2 separate regions of the Homo sapiens genome follow, and region 1 is linked to region 2. Evidence: read pairs that join two places in POLR2A ChIA-PET (ENCODE). Cell type or tissue: PC-3. All regions are shown on one strand.

The links. Peaks named below come from ENCODE experiments on the same cell type or tissue, not always from the same donor. Only the 100,000 strongest peaks of a DNase experiment are listed, where the experiment ranks them.
Region 1: POLR2A ChIA-PET joins it to region 2 with 13 read pairs; 14 of 35 experiments call an interaction of 5 or more read pairs at or near these places.

What each region holds. Positions count from the first base shown.
Region 1 is chr17:63,592,380-63,600,379 of GRCh38, reverse strand. It overlaps DCAF7 (DDB1 and CUL4 associated factor 7), which reads right to left. Exons shown (of 7, transcript NM_005828.5): 7 at 6,114-8,000. Among named protein-coding and RNA genes, the nearest start is that of TACO1, 4.5 kb to the left of the region's middle. In PC-3, no CTCF peak of the experiment used is centred here; no DNase peak of the experiment used is centred here; H3K4me3 peaks cover 162 bases.
Region 2 is chr17:63,442,886-63,450,885 of GRCh38, reverse strand. CYB561 (cytochrome b561) reads left to right here and starts at 4,580. Exons shown (of 6, transcript NM_001915.4): 1 at 4,580-4,641. RefSeq lists enhancers at 1-200, 2,368-3,180, 3,684-3,823, 3,181-3,994 and silencers at 3,964-4,153, 4,324-4,883. In PC-3, CTCF peaks have their summits at 4,036 (motif pointing left) and 4,837; DNase peaks (open chromatin) are centred at 115, 4,015, 4,635 and 5,035; H3K4me3 peaks cover 3,453 bases; H3K27ac peaks cover 3,524 bases.

The DNA.
Region 1 (8,000 bases), 150 kb before region 2:
CAGGCCTTTGGGAGAGGGAGAATGATCAGACAAGCCCTTTGGAGCTAAACTCCCCTCTTCATTTTCTCTCTGCTGTCTCGAAAGAGAAAACCGAATCCGTTAGAAGATGGAGAGAAACAAAGCGGCAGCTGCTGAAAAGCTTTGTAGTGACTCCCATGCTGGTGAGATTAAGTCCAAAGGGCATGACATATCAGGTAGAGAAGCAGGACAGCCGGGCGCGGTGGCTCACGCCTGTAATCCCAGCACTTTGGGAGGCTGAGGCAGACGGATCGCTAGGTCAGGAGTGCCAGACCAGTCTGACCAACATGGTGAAACCCCGTCTCTACTAAAAATACAAAAAAATTAGCCGGCCGTGGTGGCGCGCGCCTGTAATGCCAGCTACTCAGAAGGATGAGGCAGGAGAATCGCTTGAACCCGGGAAGAGGAGGTTGCAGTGAGCCGAGATCGCGCCACTGCACTCCAGCCTGTGCGACAGAGCGAGAATCCAACTCAAAAAAAAAAAAAAAAAAGAGAGAGAGAGAGAGAGAGAAGCAGGACAGTGTGAAGTCCAAGTTTGTGCCCTCTGCAGTTAGACTGGGTGGCTTCAAACCCTGGTTGTTCCATTTTCTAGTGTATCCTTGGGCAAGTTCCTTTACTTTCCTGTTTCAGTTTCCTTACCATAGAATGGCCTTGTGAGGACTAAATGGGATAATGGATGCAAAGCACAAAAGCATAGATTTTTTATTTTTTATTATATAAGAACCTCCATGGGGCTGGGTGCGGTGGCTCACGCCTGTAATCCTAGCACTTTGGGAGGCCGAGGCTGGCAGATCACTTGAGGTCAGGAGTTCAAGACCAGCCTGGTCAACATGGTGAAACCCCGTCTCTACTAAAAATACAAAAATTAGCCAGGTGCGGTGGGTGCCCATAGCCCTTCATACATGCTTGCACCTTAGCACTTACCTTTTAAAAAAATATCAAAATGTTTATATCTGTTTCTACCGTAATACTAAATTCTCTGAGAGTAGGACTGTACTTCCTATGCCCAACACAGTTCTCATTTTTTAAAAAATTAAGTTTTGACATATTTCACAGATCACACAGATCACCAATTCAAAGTGTACAATGTGTTATAGAATATTCAGAGCTGTGCACAATTGATTTTACATTTTCATCATCCCCAAAAGAAGTCCTGTACCCATTAGCAATCATTCCCTATTTCCCCCCAATTCCCACAGCCCTAGGCAATCACCAATTTACTTCTGTCTCTGTGGGTTTGCCTCTTCTGGACATTTAATATGAATGGGCCCACACACTATGTGGCCTTTGGTAACTGGCTTCTTTCACTTAGCATGATGTTTTCAGGATTCTTGCATGTTGTAGCATGTATCAGTATTTCATTTCTATTGCCAAATAATATTCCATTGTATGAATATACCACGTTTTATTTATCTGTTCATCAGGCAATGGACATGTGGTTGTTTCCACCTTCTATGATGAATAATGAGGCTGTGAACATTCATGTACACATTGCTGTGTGGACCTATGTTTTCACTTCTTTTAGTTATATACCTAGGAGTGGAATTGCTGGGTCATATCATAACTATGTTTAACCTTTTGTGGGATTGCCAGACTGTCTTCTAAAGTGGTTGTATCATTTTACATTCCCACCAGCAATATATGAGGGTTTAATTTCTCCATATCATGAATTTTTTTTTTTTTTTTTTGCTTTGTTACCCAGGCTAGAGTCCAGTGGAGCAATCATAGCTGACTGCAGCATAGAACTCCTGGGCTCAAGTGATCTTCCCATCTCAGTCTCCCAAGTAGATGAGATTACAGGTGTGAGCCACTGGCTAAATTTGTTATTCTTTTTGACTATAGTTATCACCATCCTTGTGGGTGAGAAGTATTATCTCATTGTGGTTTTGATTGTATTTCCTGAATGACTACTAATGGTAAGCATCTTTTCATGTGCTTATCAGCCATTCATATATAGTATTACTTTTTGCAATTTAAAAATAGTTTATTCAGGCCAGGCATGGTGGCTCACACCTGTAATCCCAGCACTTTGGAAGGCCGATTTGGGGCAGATAATGAGGTCAGGAGATCGAGACCATCTTGGCTAACACGGTGAAACCCCGTCTCTACTAATAATACAAAAAATTAGCTAGGTGTGGTGGCACGCGCCTGTAGTCCCAGCTACTCAGGAGGCTGAGGCAGGAGAATCGCTTGAACCCAGGAGGCGGAGGTTGCAGTGAGCCGAGATCGCGCCACTGCACTTGAGCCTTGGTGACAGAGCGAGACTCCATCTCAAAAAAAAAGAAAAAAATATATATGTAATATTTACTTTGAGAAGCAAAAATCAAATTAATGGAATTTGTAATCACAAATAAGTGTAGAGGCTAAAACAAGGTTTGAGACTGCCCTAGTCCAGTCAGCCTGAGACCAGCAAGGGAAACCTATAGTCTCACAGAGTTAGGCTTATCAACTCACTGCAACAAGGGAGACTGCACACCAGAGGAATGGTGAAGTGTCTTACCGAAGAAAAAACTGGTCATAGAATTATGGGGAAGGGTGGAAGTTAGGTGAAAAATTAGAGTTAGGCTCAAAGAAACACAGACCTGTGTGAAAGGCGGATTAAGATCAGCTGGACTACCAAGTGGACCCAGGGGATCAGTTTCCCTGGAAAGTACAAAGTCAAGGTAAATGTGGACTGTTGTGTTCAGAAGCCCCTGCTCTGAAGCACAATACCTGGCCTGGAAATCAAGGCTGCTTCTCTGTCAGAGTGACTCAGCTCCTCCAAGCAAGACTGACTATAAGCCTTAATTCTCACAAATACAATTGCAAACAGCAAACTTTGTCAGCCTATGATTTTGGAGAACGAAATTTCTCAGTGAATTTTTTTAAAACAGTAGTCACTCAGGGAGTTTTGACACTTTATGTTGCCAAAAAAAGAAAAAAAAATTGCAGTGTGTTCTTGATAGAGGTACTATATCCTGTTAACTGTGCAGCTGGTTTTATCTGTCTGTGCATCTGTGATGAATGGCAGGGCAGATTTTAACTCTCAGTCTGAGTTAATAGCCACCTTTCAAGATAAATTCATAGTTGACTGAACCATCTCTAGACGCCTGGCTGTCAGGCTCACTGAAATCACTTAAGTAACAATGAGCCTTGGAAGCTAAAGACTGGCTACAAATATCATTCCATTAGGTTTGACCATGTGTTGTCCAGTACTAACAGCTCTCAATGAATGAGATTACATTAGTTATTAGTCCAGATACTTAGCCGATTTGCTAGTATGGCTGAGACATAATTATTCACTACTTCACTTCCTTTTCCAGGGTACACAGGAAGACTACATTTCTTGACTTGACCTTCCTTGCAGTTGGCAGATAGGAGCAAAAGTGAGTAAGCCACTTCCCGGCCCATCCTGAAAAATGTACTCCCTCCCACCCCCCATAAGCAACCTGGAGGTCACACGTTTATTTTTATTTTTTGAGATGGAGTCTTGCTCTGTTGCCCAGGCTGAAGTGCAGTGGTGCGATCTTGGCTCACTGCAACCTCCACCTCCCGGGTTCAAGCTATTCTCCTGCCTCAGCTTCCCAAGTAGCTGGGACAACAGGCGTGTGCCACCATGCCTAGCTAATTTTTGTATTTTTAGTAGAGATAGGGTTTCACCATGTTGGCCAGGCTGGTCTCGAACTCCTGACCTCAAGCTATCTGCCCCTCCCTCCCCCCTCAGCCTTCCAAAGTGCTGGGATTAGAGAGTTGAGCCACTGCACCCGGCCCAGAGGACTTTGTGTAAGCAAAAAATAAGCTTTTGTAGTGCTCAGTTTCTGAGATTTGGGGGTTTGTTGCCGCAGCATAGGCTAGCCTATAAATAGTATTACTCTCTGTTTTCTCCTTAAAAACCAGAGAGCAGGACTCATGTGTTTCTCACAAAATATACATTGTCAGACCATATAGCAGCACAGTTCCAAAGGACCAGCAGGTACTCATAAAACTTAAATTCTCTGCCAGGCACGGTGGCTCACGCCTGTAATCCCAGCACTTTGGGAGGCCGAGGTGGGTGGATCATCTGAGGTCGGGAGTTTGAGACCAGCCTGACCAACATGATGAAACCCCATCTCTACTAAAAATATAAAATTAGCCAGGCGTGGTGGCACATGCCTGTAGTCCCAGCTACTCAGGAGGCTGAGACAAGAGAATCGCTTGAACCCGGGAGACGGAGGTTGCGATGAGCCGAGATCGCGCCATTGCACTCCAGCCTGGGCAACAAGAGCGAAATTCTGTCTGAAAAAAAAAAAAAATTAAATTCTCAAGAGCACATACTTCCCTTCACAGATCCACTGCCACCGGCTCCATATCAGCTGACACAATGGCAGGTACTTACCGAATACAGGTTCACGGAACCAATCAGTTTGCCTTTCTTCTCTTCCTTCACAGTGGCCCAACATGAAGAATAAAAATATAAATAAATGGGGGTAGTATTTCATCCAGGACACACAGCATTTGAAGAGCAGTGGGATAGGAACTCCCCCACCCTACCGTGTGGGGCATAGGTTTGGGAAATTAGCAGGGACTTGGACATTCCTAGTCAGCCATCAGAACCTGTCCAAATCCAAAAGATCTGGGAGTTATTTCTCTGTCCTCCTTCACAATCAATAAATTACTAAATGCTGATGACTGCATCCCTCTTTACTTGTGCCCTGTCCTCTCCATCCTTGCCGTGGCTGCTGCTGCCGCCGCCGCCTTAGTTCAGGGTTTTTCTCTCACCCTATAAGAAGGAAGAGGCACTTTTTCATTGCCTATCCTTCTAAAATGCAATTCTGATGACTCCTCTCTGTGTATGTTTTCCAGGATCATACAGAAGTGTAATGTCTAAAATTTCTGCAAAGCGGGAGACTTTCCCTGCCCTGGCTCCTGTATACATCTCTAGCTACATTTCCCACTATTCACCCCACCTCAACCTGCAATTCTCTAAATATGACCATACTTTCTTGCCTCCATAGATTTGCACATGGGTGTTCTCTCTGCCTTAAAGGACATTCCCTATTTCCAGATAACTCCTACTCAGCCTTCAAAACCCAGCTTAGGCATCCATCTTAAGTAGTTTTCGCTGACCCCATGTGGCTCCCACACAGGCAGAGGTGATCACCTCCTCCTGAGGGGTGATGCCTAAACACATCCATTATCGCACAACAATGCAAGTTATTTGGTTTTTTTGTTTTTTGTCTTTTAAAAATTTGGGTGGGAGGGGGTAGGGATAAAAGACTACCAATTGGGTACAGTGTACACTGCTCCGGTGATGGGTGCACCAAAATCTCAGAAATCATCATTAAAAAAACTTATTATCCACATAACCAAAAACCACTTGTTCCCCCAAAACTATTAAAATAAAATAAATGCCAGGTGCGGTGGCTCACACCTGTAATCCCAACACTTTGGGAAGCTGAGGCAGGCGTATCACAAGGTCAGGAGTTCGAGACCAACCTGACCAACACGGTGAAACCCCGTCTTTACTAACAATACAAAAATCAGTCGGGTGTTGTGGCACATGCCTGTAATCTCAGCTACTCAGGAGGCTGAGGCAGGAGAATAGCTTGAACCGGGAGGTGGAGGTTGCAGTGAGCCGAGATCGCGCCATTGCACTCCAGCCTGGGTGACAGAGCGAGACCCCGTCTCAAAAAAAGAAAAAAGAAATGCAAAAAAAAAGATTTGTCTTAGATCTTAGTCTGGCTAAAAGAAATTTTTTTTTTTTTTAATAAAAATGACTGATTGATTGAGACAGGGTCTTGCTATGTTGCCAAGGCTGGTCTTGAACTCCTGGCCTCAAGTGATCCTCCCACCTCAGCCACCCCCATGCCTCAGCTGGGATCACAGACCACTGTGCCCGGCCACAAGTATTTATGTAGATGTCTCCTCTGGTAGACTGCAACCAACTTGAGGGCCATGTCCCCTGGCATAGAGGAGGTGCTCCACTGAATTAACAAGTGAATGACTAAATAGGATATAAAAGGTGATGAGTAGACTGCCCGGCTCGGGCTGGGGCACTGCCACTGTCTATGGAACATGACCAAAGTGACAAAATGGGAAGAACTGAATTCGTCACAAAAAGAAATTCAGTCAATCTATACATGTTCAAGTTTTATTACAAAGTATGATGGGCAGAAAATACGGTACTTCTTATACAGGAGGCTGAAACAGAATGAAAGGGTGAAAATTAGGTTTAATTTACTTAGGAAACAAGAAATAGAAAGTCATAGCTATAACACTCCACTTTCAGGTGCCCATGAAGTAGCCTTCAATGGAGATTCCCCATAGTTGTTTCACAGCACAGTGTTAAAATTTTATTACAAGCCCTGTGTACAATCAGTCCTGTGAAAATATTTATAAAAGAAAAATATTACAGTACAGTTCTGCAAGGGGCAGCTTCCTCTACACCTGACCGTGGATGCCACAAAACCTATAATATAGAGGGAAAGTTTAAATATATAACAAGAATGGAAGTTCAGACATACTAGGCTAAAGGACACAGAAATGGATCAGTTAGAGCTTAACATTTCAGAGCAAGAAATCTCCATTTTCTACATAGAGGTTTATACAATCATGCTACAAATTCACTCTGGGTGGGGTGGGGAAGGAAGGTCACTGACAAGAGGGGTAGTAAAATACACAGGAACCAAAGCAAGTGAGTCAGACTCAACTAAATCGATTCAAAGCTTCAGCTCAACAATTTTCATAACACATGGTATACCACAATCAACCCAAGGTGAGAACATTTCTTTTAAATAGTAGATATCACATGTTCATAATCACTGGGTTGTCCCAAAGGTGGGTGCCTATAAACTTTCCAGCTGTTACATAGACTGTCAACATCTTTCTTCTTGAGTTTAAACTTTCTTTAGCTTATTTGTTTCTCGTTGGATATACCAGTCCAAGCCTCTTTGGGAAGGCACCTGCATGTTTCCATATTTTAAAAATGACATCCAGAAAGTAGCCTGAGAGGACCTGGCCCATCCCATGTGGCCACACATTTGACTTTGACCATTAGCAGCAGTGACACTGTGAGAGGGGGAGAAGGTGCAGGTGGGTGAAGTGGGCAAGGGTCTGCAACACGAGACGCTCTCAGGAGCTGGCCCAGCCAGGGCCTGGCCCAGGGTTCACAGTGACTTTGCTCTGCTCCGCCCTCTTCCCTGGGAAAACCAATCTAAGTATCAAGCATGATCTTCCTTCTTCGTCCTGGAGTACACACAGTAAAGGGAAAAGTCTGCTTTGAGGCTTCTACTTCAATGGTCTCCCCTACCCCAAGCCAGGAATGAAAGGGGCTGCCATATTCTCAAAGTGGGGAAGGCAGAGGGACAGTACTGGGCTGCCCTCCCACGTGTGGTAAACCCTGCAGCTGCTACATGTCTTCACAGCCCAGGAATTCAAGGCCCAGGTGGCAGCAGGAAGAAACAGTGGAAAAGCAAGGGGAAGAGAAAAGAGAAAAAGGAGGGGGAAAGTCTGCATAACTGTCATAACCTCTGCTTCTCCTGCTCTGTAACAAACCCACAACCAGGAAGAGTCATGGTCTGGAACAATCATGGGACCCCAAACGCCTGTAGGTTTTTTACCACCAAACATCACCCATGGCTGCTCTAAGCTGTCATTTTGTTCCCACAGTTACCTAGCATCACGGATGCCCAATTTATGGCCCAGGAAGGCTGACCCAGGCTAAGGGCAGTCTCACTCCACAGCCATGCAATGGACAGTCTGAATGTTTCCCTACCCCAGACCTTCACTGACCTCTACTATTTCCTCCTCTGATATAAAGAAAACACTTTAATTTTCTCCTGCATCCTACATCTCCTCCTAAAATTTTGGCCCTAATTGTCATCAAAACCTTGTAGGATTCTGAATTTTTTGTTTCTTCCTGAATCTTAGCCAGTTCTCTCAGAGCCAATCCTGGATTTATAAGGAATTTTCACCTATTTTTTTTTTTTTTTTATTTTTTGAGACGGAGTCTTGCTCTGTCGCCC
Region 2 (8,000 bases):
GCCTTGGGGTTAACCAGGGGCAGGGTGACAACTCACAGGCAATGACGTCCCTCAGCCTCCTTCCCCCCACACTCCAGAGGCTGCAGGTGACTCAGGGTCTTCGTCGGTGGCTCCGGAAGCCTTGCAGGTGCCCTGCCACATGGCCGCTGTGCTGCTGGCTGCTCTGACGGGTCCTGCCGGGGCTACTGCTTTCCTGTCCCCTCCCCCGAAGCTGGGAGATGGATTTCCTCCCTGAGTGATTAATTGGTCTATTTTAAGCTCATCAAAGTAGCCTCGTACTTTCAAGTTCCTCAGGGAGCAGGCCCGGAAGATGATACCTGCGGACTTAAGGCTGCTCCACTGCAGGATATGGGGTCGGGGGCTGTGTCTGTCAATTGTGAGGTCCCTCAGGGCAGGCCCCCTCCTGAGCTGGACAGGGCTTGGCTCCTGAGTGCTGATTCTGCAGGCTGTGGCTCAGTTCTGCACTATTACTCTGGCTCCGGCAAATCCTCATGAAAATAAGCCTGGGAGCCCCGAGGGTTGCAGGTTAGCCCCCTACAGCCTTCCCTTGCATCATCCTTGCTCCTCTAACCAGGGACACTCCTGCCTCCTCCCTGACTATCTCTGCCGGGTTAACACCTGAGCATCTTCTGGCTCGATAATTCTGTCATGACCCAATACGCCTTCCCTGACCCTCACATCTGGGTTGAGGGCCTTCCTATGCCCTGTACCTAATCCTGGTTTTCCCTCTGTAAGGTGGTCAGAGATGGGCTTGGGCAGAGTAGTTTCAAAGGCTCTCCCCAAATCTCTGTGCAGCTCCCCTGACTGAAGGCCTGTGAGAACAGGGTGGTGCCTGTCTTGTTCACTGTTCCCCAATACCTCACCTAGTGCCTGGCACAGAGAAGGTACAAAAATAAAACTTTCCCAAGAATGAATGGTGTGCATTTGAATCTTATAGTGTCTGAGGACTGGGGAACCATCTCTTATCCCTTTGTATCCTCTGCTGCCCAAGGTCAGGGCCTCTGCCTGAAGTCCCTACTGAATGAGGGTTAACTGGTTCAGAGATGAGGGAGGAAGCCATTGCTGGGAGGGGCTAGAACTGGGCCCCTGCCCTTCCCACACCCGAGCAAGAGCAGTAGGATTGTCAGATGAAACACAGGACATCTGCTCACATGTGAGGAATACATCTTTTTTTTAAGACAGATTCTCTCTCTGTCACCCCAGGCTGGAGTGCAGTGGCATGATCTTGGCTCATTTCAACCTCTACCTCTTGGGTTCATGCCATTCTCCTGTCGTAGCCTCCCCAGTAGCTGGGATTACAGGCATCCACCACCATGCCTGGCTAATTGTTGTGTTTTTAGTAGAGACAGGGTTTTGCCTCATTGGCAGGCTGGTCTTGGACTCCTGACCTCAAGTGATCCGCTCACCTCAGCCTCCCAAAGTGCTGGGATTACAGGCATGAGCCATGGCACCCAGCTGGAATACATCTTTAGTATACTGCATGTAATATTTGGGACATGCTCATGCTGAAAAAACTAACTGAATTTGAATTTTTTTTTGGTTTTCTTTTTTTGAGATGGAGTCTCACTCCATTGCCCAGGCTGGAGTGCAGTGGCACAATCTTGGCTCACTGCAACCTCCGCCTCCTGGGTTCAAGCAATTCTCCTGTCTCAGCCTCCCAAGTAGCTGGGATTACAGGTGCCTGCCACCTTGCCCAGCTAATTTTTGTATTTTTAGTAGAGACGGGGTTTCACCTTGTTGGTCAGGCTGGTCTCGAACTCTTGACCTCAGGTGATCCACCCACCTCGGCATCCCAAAGTGCTGGGATTACAGGTGTGAGCCACCGCACCCGGCCTGAATTTGAATTTAACTGGGAAGCCTTTTTTTATTTTTTCCTCTTCTTTCTGAATCTGGTAACCCTAGCAAGGGAGAAGTGACTAGCCAGGTGCCAGGTGGGTCTACGGCCTGAGTCTCCAGCTCTCTATTCACATTCTGCCTGCTTCCTTGATGCTTCCTCCTCCTTAAATGCTTTCTGTCAGAGACCAGGGGGCACTCTAGGCCTGGCTGCCCAGCACGCGGAATCCAGGAGCACTCCTACCTCCTAATCCCTGCCCCAGCTGCCCTCTGGATGGTCAGGGAAGGCCTGAGGAGGTGATGTTTGAGCTGAGATTTGAGAGAATGTGACCAGAGATGATCCAGGAAAGAACATTCCATGGAGAGGTGGGAGTGAACTTGGTGCATCTGAAAACAGAAAGGCTAGCGTGGTTCTGCGATGTGGGAAGGGAGTGGAAACATGGAAACACAGTCAGCATTTCCTTTTTTTTTTTTTTTTTTTTTTGAGACGGAGTTTTGCTCTTGTTGTCCAGGCTGGAGTGTAATGGCGCGGTCTTGGCTCACCACAACCTCTGCCTCCTGGGTTCAAGTGATTCTCTTGCCTCAGCCTCCGGAGTAGCTGGGATTACAGGCATGTGCCACCCCGCCCGGCTAATTTTGTATTTTTAGTAGAGATGGGGTTTCTCCACGTTGGTCAGGCTGGTCTCTAGCTCCCGATCTCAGGTGATCCGCCCGCCTCGGCCTCCCAAAGTGCTGGGATTACAGGCGTTAGCACAACTCAGGAGGCCCTGGAACTCATCTTGTGCCACTCAAGAAAGGGCAGGAGGGGTCCTCTCCTTTCCCACCTTTCCCAAGCTGAAGGACTGCACACTTCTCAGGCTTCCAAGGCAGGAGCTTCGGCAGCAGGAACAGGGTTGCAAGGTAGTTAGTCTGGGTGTCTGTCGTCCTGGGTTGGGACATCTGGGAGCTGGGGCAAGGCCTCTGGGCCCTAGTGCCAGAGAGCAGTTTGGTGGCGTTGCCTGTTCTTTAAAATGGGTTAGGTGTAGCCATGAGCCCCCCCATGCAGCGGGTGTGCAGGCCTCTCCCTCAGTCAGAACACCCTCACCCACCCCTCCCCACTTGAAGCAGGCCCTTGAGAACACTGCTGGCAGGGAGGCGGCTGCTCTTCCTCCTAAGGGAAAAGCCTGCAGCCCCGTGCTGCTGGGCCGTGGGGTGAGGGGGAAGCCAAAGGGCCCCTATCACCCCTCAGCAGGAGTCTCTCCTGGCTTTGGAAGGGGCTGAAGGCCCGGGGCTCTCACGAGGGAACTCAGCCCTGCTCAGCCGGTCAGGACTCCTCCTCCACGTCTAAATCCACAGACCAAACAAAGGACATGGCTCAGTTCCACCTTCAATCCACAGGGATTCTGCCTGTTAGCACGCTAAGGAAACTGTTTCTTACTTTAAATTATCCATTAATTTCCTCCAACTGAAAGATACTCTACAAATTTTCTGTTGTTGGAGGGTTTAAGCTTGGTCCCTCTGAGGGGGTGGGCCCTGCTGTGTCGGCCCCTTGTGTCTGCTCGTGGAAGGTGTGCCATGTGCCACCGTGTGCCATATGCAGCTGACACGCCTGTGCGTCTCGCCTGGCGCTGGAGACTGCTCTCTGTGTACTAAGCGAGTACTGGATCCCCAGGGCCTATCTTGCCCACTGCCTGTGGCAATACACAGGCAATACACAAAGCGCATTCAAGTAAGCAGGTCTCCCTGCCCCCCGGCCTCCCAGAACCTCGGTGCCTGGAGGGCAGGTGGGGGAGGGCGTTCCTGAATGGAGGCCGGTTTCCCTCTGCGGGGAGGAAACCCCATTTCCCTCCTACCCCTAGGCGCTTGCTACATCTGGCCCGGCATCAGACAGGAAAGAACCCTTTCTTCCCAGCTTGTAGGAAGTCTGAGCTGGGCCCCTTATCTACCCACAGCACTTCCTGGACCGGGGGCCTGGACCGGGCTCCGAAGGGGCTGGCTCCCGGTCTTGGTCTTGGCCTCGGCGCCCTCGTTTCTCTGCGCTTTGGGCAGGGGAAGCTGCGGACGGCAAGCTCTCGGCTTTCGTGAGAGCCTGGTGGAATCGGTGTTCCCCGAAGGCTACTCTGCGGGGGCGGGGGCTAGTCCGGGCCTTCCCGGCAGTATCGTCTCCCCCGTGGGGGCTGGGGAGGTGCCCCCAGGGCTCCCGGAGCGGCGGCGTGGCCAAGGCCCGAACCGGGTCTGACATCTAGTGGCCTCCTGGGCCCGGGCAGGGCGAGGGCGGGGCAGGGAAGAAGGTGGAGGGCAGAATGGGAGGCGTGGAGCGAGAAAATCAGGAAGCGCGGGACCAAGCCGGGGAAGGGCGGCGGGTCTCGCCCCTGGCACCCGCTCTCCTCGGGGCCCGTCCCATCCCCCAGGCCTGGCCGACCCCAGGTCCTTCCGTGCGCAGTCGGGGCTCGCAAGGACGAATCCCGCGGCCCTCGAGGCAGGCCCGGGGGAGCTCCCGGCCCTCCACCCCCGCAGGCCGCAGATCCCACGCACCCCCGATCATGGGGGCCCCGGAGGGAGGTCGCGAGGCCGGGCTCACGGTGGCCGCGGTTCGCCCACGTGCGGGCCCGGAGCTGGCAGGGCCCGGTCCCGAGCGTGGCCGCAACCGCGGGGACCTGGCACGTGCGGGGCAGCCCCGGGGGCCGCGTACGCCACTTCCGGTCCCGGAGACACCGCCCAGCCCGCCGCCCGGTTGCCATGGCGACGCCGTCGCGCCACGGCCCGCAGAACCGGCCAAGCGACCCGGGCGCGGCGCGGGGAGGCTGAAGGGACGCTCGGGTAGGCAAGGTAGGAGGCCGGGCTGGGGGTGGGAGCGGAGCGCGCAGGGGTGCGGGGCGGGGGCGGCCCAGGTGAGCCCTGACTGCGCAGGGAGGGACAGCGCGGGGCTCCCGAGTAGCAGCCGGCCTCGCACCTGCCCCTTGCGGCCGCGCACTGGACTGCGGCGCCGACCCGCACCCTGGGCCCGAGGGCTGCAGGGCTCGCCCGCCCTCTCGGAGCCGAGCCTCTCCCGGTCCAGGCGGCCCCTGCCCTGGCCTGCCCGGGTGCCGGGTCTCTGCTGAAGTTAGAACCGAGACCCCCGCTTGCTGGTGACCCCGAGTTTGGATCTTTGCTCCTGCGCCGCGTTCTAGAGCAAGGTAGGGTGCAAATGGACCAACCAGCCTTTGCCACGGCTGCCCTCTTGAAATCTGAAACCGGAGCCACCGCCTCTTGCCCCGAGCAGGGCCCGGGCTGCAACGTGGAGCCGCAGGTCCCCGCCTGTGTCTCCCGACGCCCCCAGCTTCTGAGCGCGAGGGTGGGAGTTTCCCGAGTGGGAAAGCCCCATGGCTTCGGTGGCCTCGGTGGCCCTGTGGTGGGTCAGGCCGGTGCCAACTGCGCTGAGGGCGGAGCTGCCGCCACCTTGACACCTGGGAGATGGCAGGGCCACCCTCCCTCCCTCCCTCCCTGCCCTGTCCCCGACTGTATCACGGAGCGAGGATCATCCGTGTGGATCTGGGGTCCCCTTCCCAGACTTCTCCTTTCTGGTCGTCCTCCTCTCATTCATTCCACCTTGGCAGCCTTTGTGGATTTTCTGACTCCGTAAATGAAGTTACATCTAGGGCGCCTAGATTCTGCCCCTTTGGTTTAATAGCTAATGAAAAAAAAAAAAAAAAAGCTTTGCCACCTCCTCTAGGTGCCTGGATTTCTCCCGGTGAAATTTGATGGAGGCAGGAAAATACGAGGCGGTGGCAGCCCCACCTCCTTGCATGAGGGAGCCTCCTAGAGCTGGAGGTGGAACCACCCTGCTTGTCCCACTCCTTTTCTTTCTTGCTTTATTGCTTTCTTGCTTTCCTTACTTTCCTTCCTTCTTTTTTTTTTGAGATGGAGTCTTGCTCTGTTGCCAGGAGGCTGGAGTGCAGAGGGCAATATCAGCTCACTGCAACCTCCATCTTCCGGGTTCAAGCGATTCTCCTGTTCCAGCCTCCCTAGTAGCTGGGATTACAGGTGTGTGCCACAACACGCAGCTAATTTTTGCATTTTTAGGAGAGACGGGGTTTCACCATGTTGGCCAGGCTGGTCTCGAACTCCTAACCTCAAGTGATCTGCCCGCCTTGGCATCCCAAAGTGCTAGGATTACAGACGTGAGCCACCGTGCCCAGCCTTGTCCTACTACTTTTCTGCCCTCACCACTTTTCCTTGGCAGGCAGAGCTTGGGCTCCTGCTAATACTGGGATGGTTCAGTGGCATTAGATGGCATTGGTGGAGGGGAATGAGAAATTAACCCCCTCTGAAAGCGTAGCTTCACTGGGAAAAAGCACTCTACTGTCTGAACAATTCATAAATGAATTTTGGGAATATACAATGTCACAGATTAAAAGCAGACCATCCTGTGTTCTTCCAGCCCCAGGAGCTTCTGCTTGGTGTGCAGGGGCTAATGGTGGACAGCAATGGAGTGTAGATTTATTAGAGACGGCTGCCATCTGGCTCTCTGTGGCCCCAAACCTCATGTGTCAGCAGTGTGACTCTTTCTAAGGTGCTCTTAGGACCAGATTTCGTTTTTGTAAGATTGGTCTTTGATGGAATGCCTACTTTGTGGCAGGCACTGTGCTGGGCGCTGGCACACCTTTATCCACTTACTCCTTCTGTGTTCAATAAGGTAGCTCCAGATATCCTCCACTTTATAGATTAGGAAGCAGGCTTGGAGAAGGGACTTGGCTTGTCCAGGAGCTGATGGTTATAAATAATGAGTCTGTTTTGAAATCACATCTCTCTAACCTGGGCTGCGCTGGGCCTTTCATGGGCCGTTGGCCCTCTGGCCTTCACGGGCCCCGTCTTCCATAAAAAAAATAATAACAATTGGCCCGGCGCAGTGGTGAAAGCGCGTCTCTACAAAAGATACAAAAAATTAGCCAGGCATCGTGGAGCACGCCTGTAATCCCAGACTCGGGGAGTCTGAGGCAGGAGAATTGCTTGGACCCGGAAGGCAGAGGTTGCGGTGACCCGAGATCTTGCCATTGCACTCCAGCCTCAAAAAAAAAAAAATTAATAAAAATTATATTTTACAACTGCATTGGTATAAATACAAGTATAGTCCAGACTGGATTACAATTAATTTTAAAAACAAAACATTTTAGGGCTGGCTCATGTCTGTCTGTAATCCCAGAGCTTTGGGAGGCTGGGGCAGGAGGACTGCTTGAGACCAGGAGTTTGAGACTAGCCTGCACAACATAGTGAGACCCTATCTCTCCAAAAAAAGAAAAAATTAACTGGGCATTTCAGCATAGCTGTAGTTCCAGCTACTTGAGAGGCTGAGGTGGGAGGATCCCTCGAGCCCAGGAGTTCGAGGCTGCTGTGAGCTATGATCATGCCATCGTATTCCAGCCTGGGTGACAGAGGTAGACACTGTTAACAACAACAACAAAAAAATTAATTAAAATAAGTTTTAAAAAATTGCAACATTTTCCTCAACCCTAAATGTTCATTTTTTTCTTCTGATTTTCATGGAAATGGAAACATTTTGGTTTGTAAGCATTGGGAGCCCTCTGTCTTGTGGGAGAAAGGAGCTCAGTGTTTGACTTCAGGCTCTGCTGCTTCCTGGGTACCTAGTTCCTTGGTACCTGGTCCAAGCAGCCTGGATACCCCGGGTCCCTGGGCTGCCTGGGCCAGGACAGCCGCCCTAGGATAAATGGAAATGCAGCCCCTGCGGCTTGTTCACCCTCCTGTAATGCCTTCTCTCTTACCCTTTGGTCAGGGCCTGGTGTCTCTGCATGCACCAGGGCTTAGTGCCATGCTGGTACAAGCGTGGGGAGGATGCAGGAGGACTGGCATGGGATGGGGAGCACTGCCTGGGAAGCCCCTTCTTCCTGGGGCTACTGGGGTGCTAAGAAAGTACCCTAATAGCTCACACCACACTTTGCTTTCTCCTTCATCACATGCTAGGACGCTCTAGGGCAATTGAGCTGTTTTCCCCTTCACCCATCAAGAAGAGATATCGGCCTTTCCGCAGTCACAGTCTTTCCTAACTCAATTCAAACTCTGCTGTTGATAAGGAGGGCTGTAGCCAGCCCAGGCTGCCCGCTTCCCAGCCTCCCCTGCTCCGCCTTCCGCCCCCGAGGCTGTGCACCATGTGCAGTGTCTGGTCCCCAATAATGAGATTAGTCTTGGTTGCC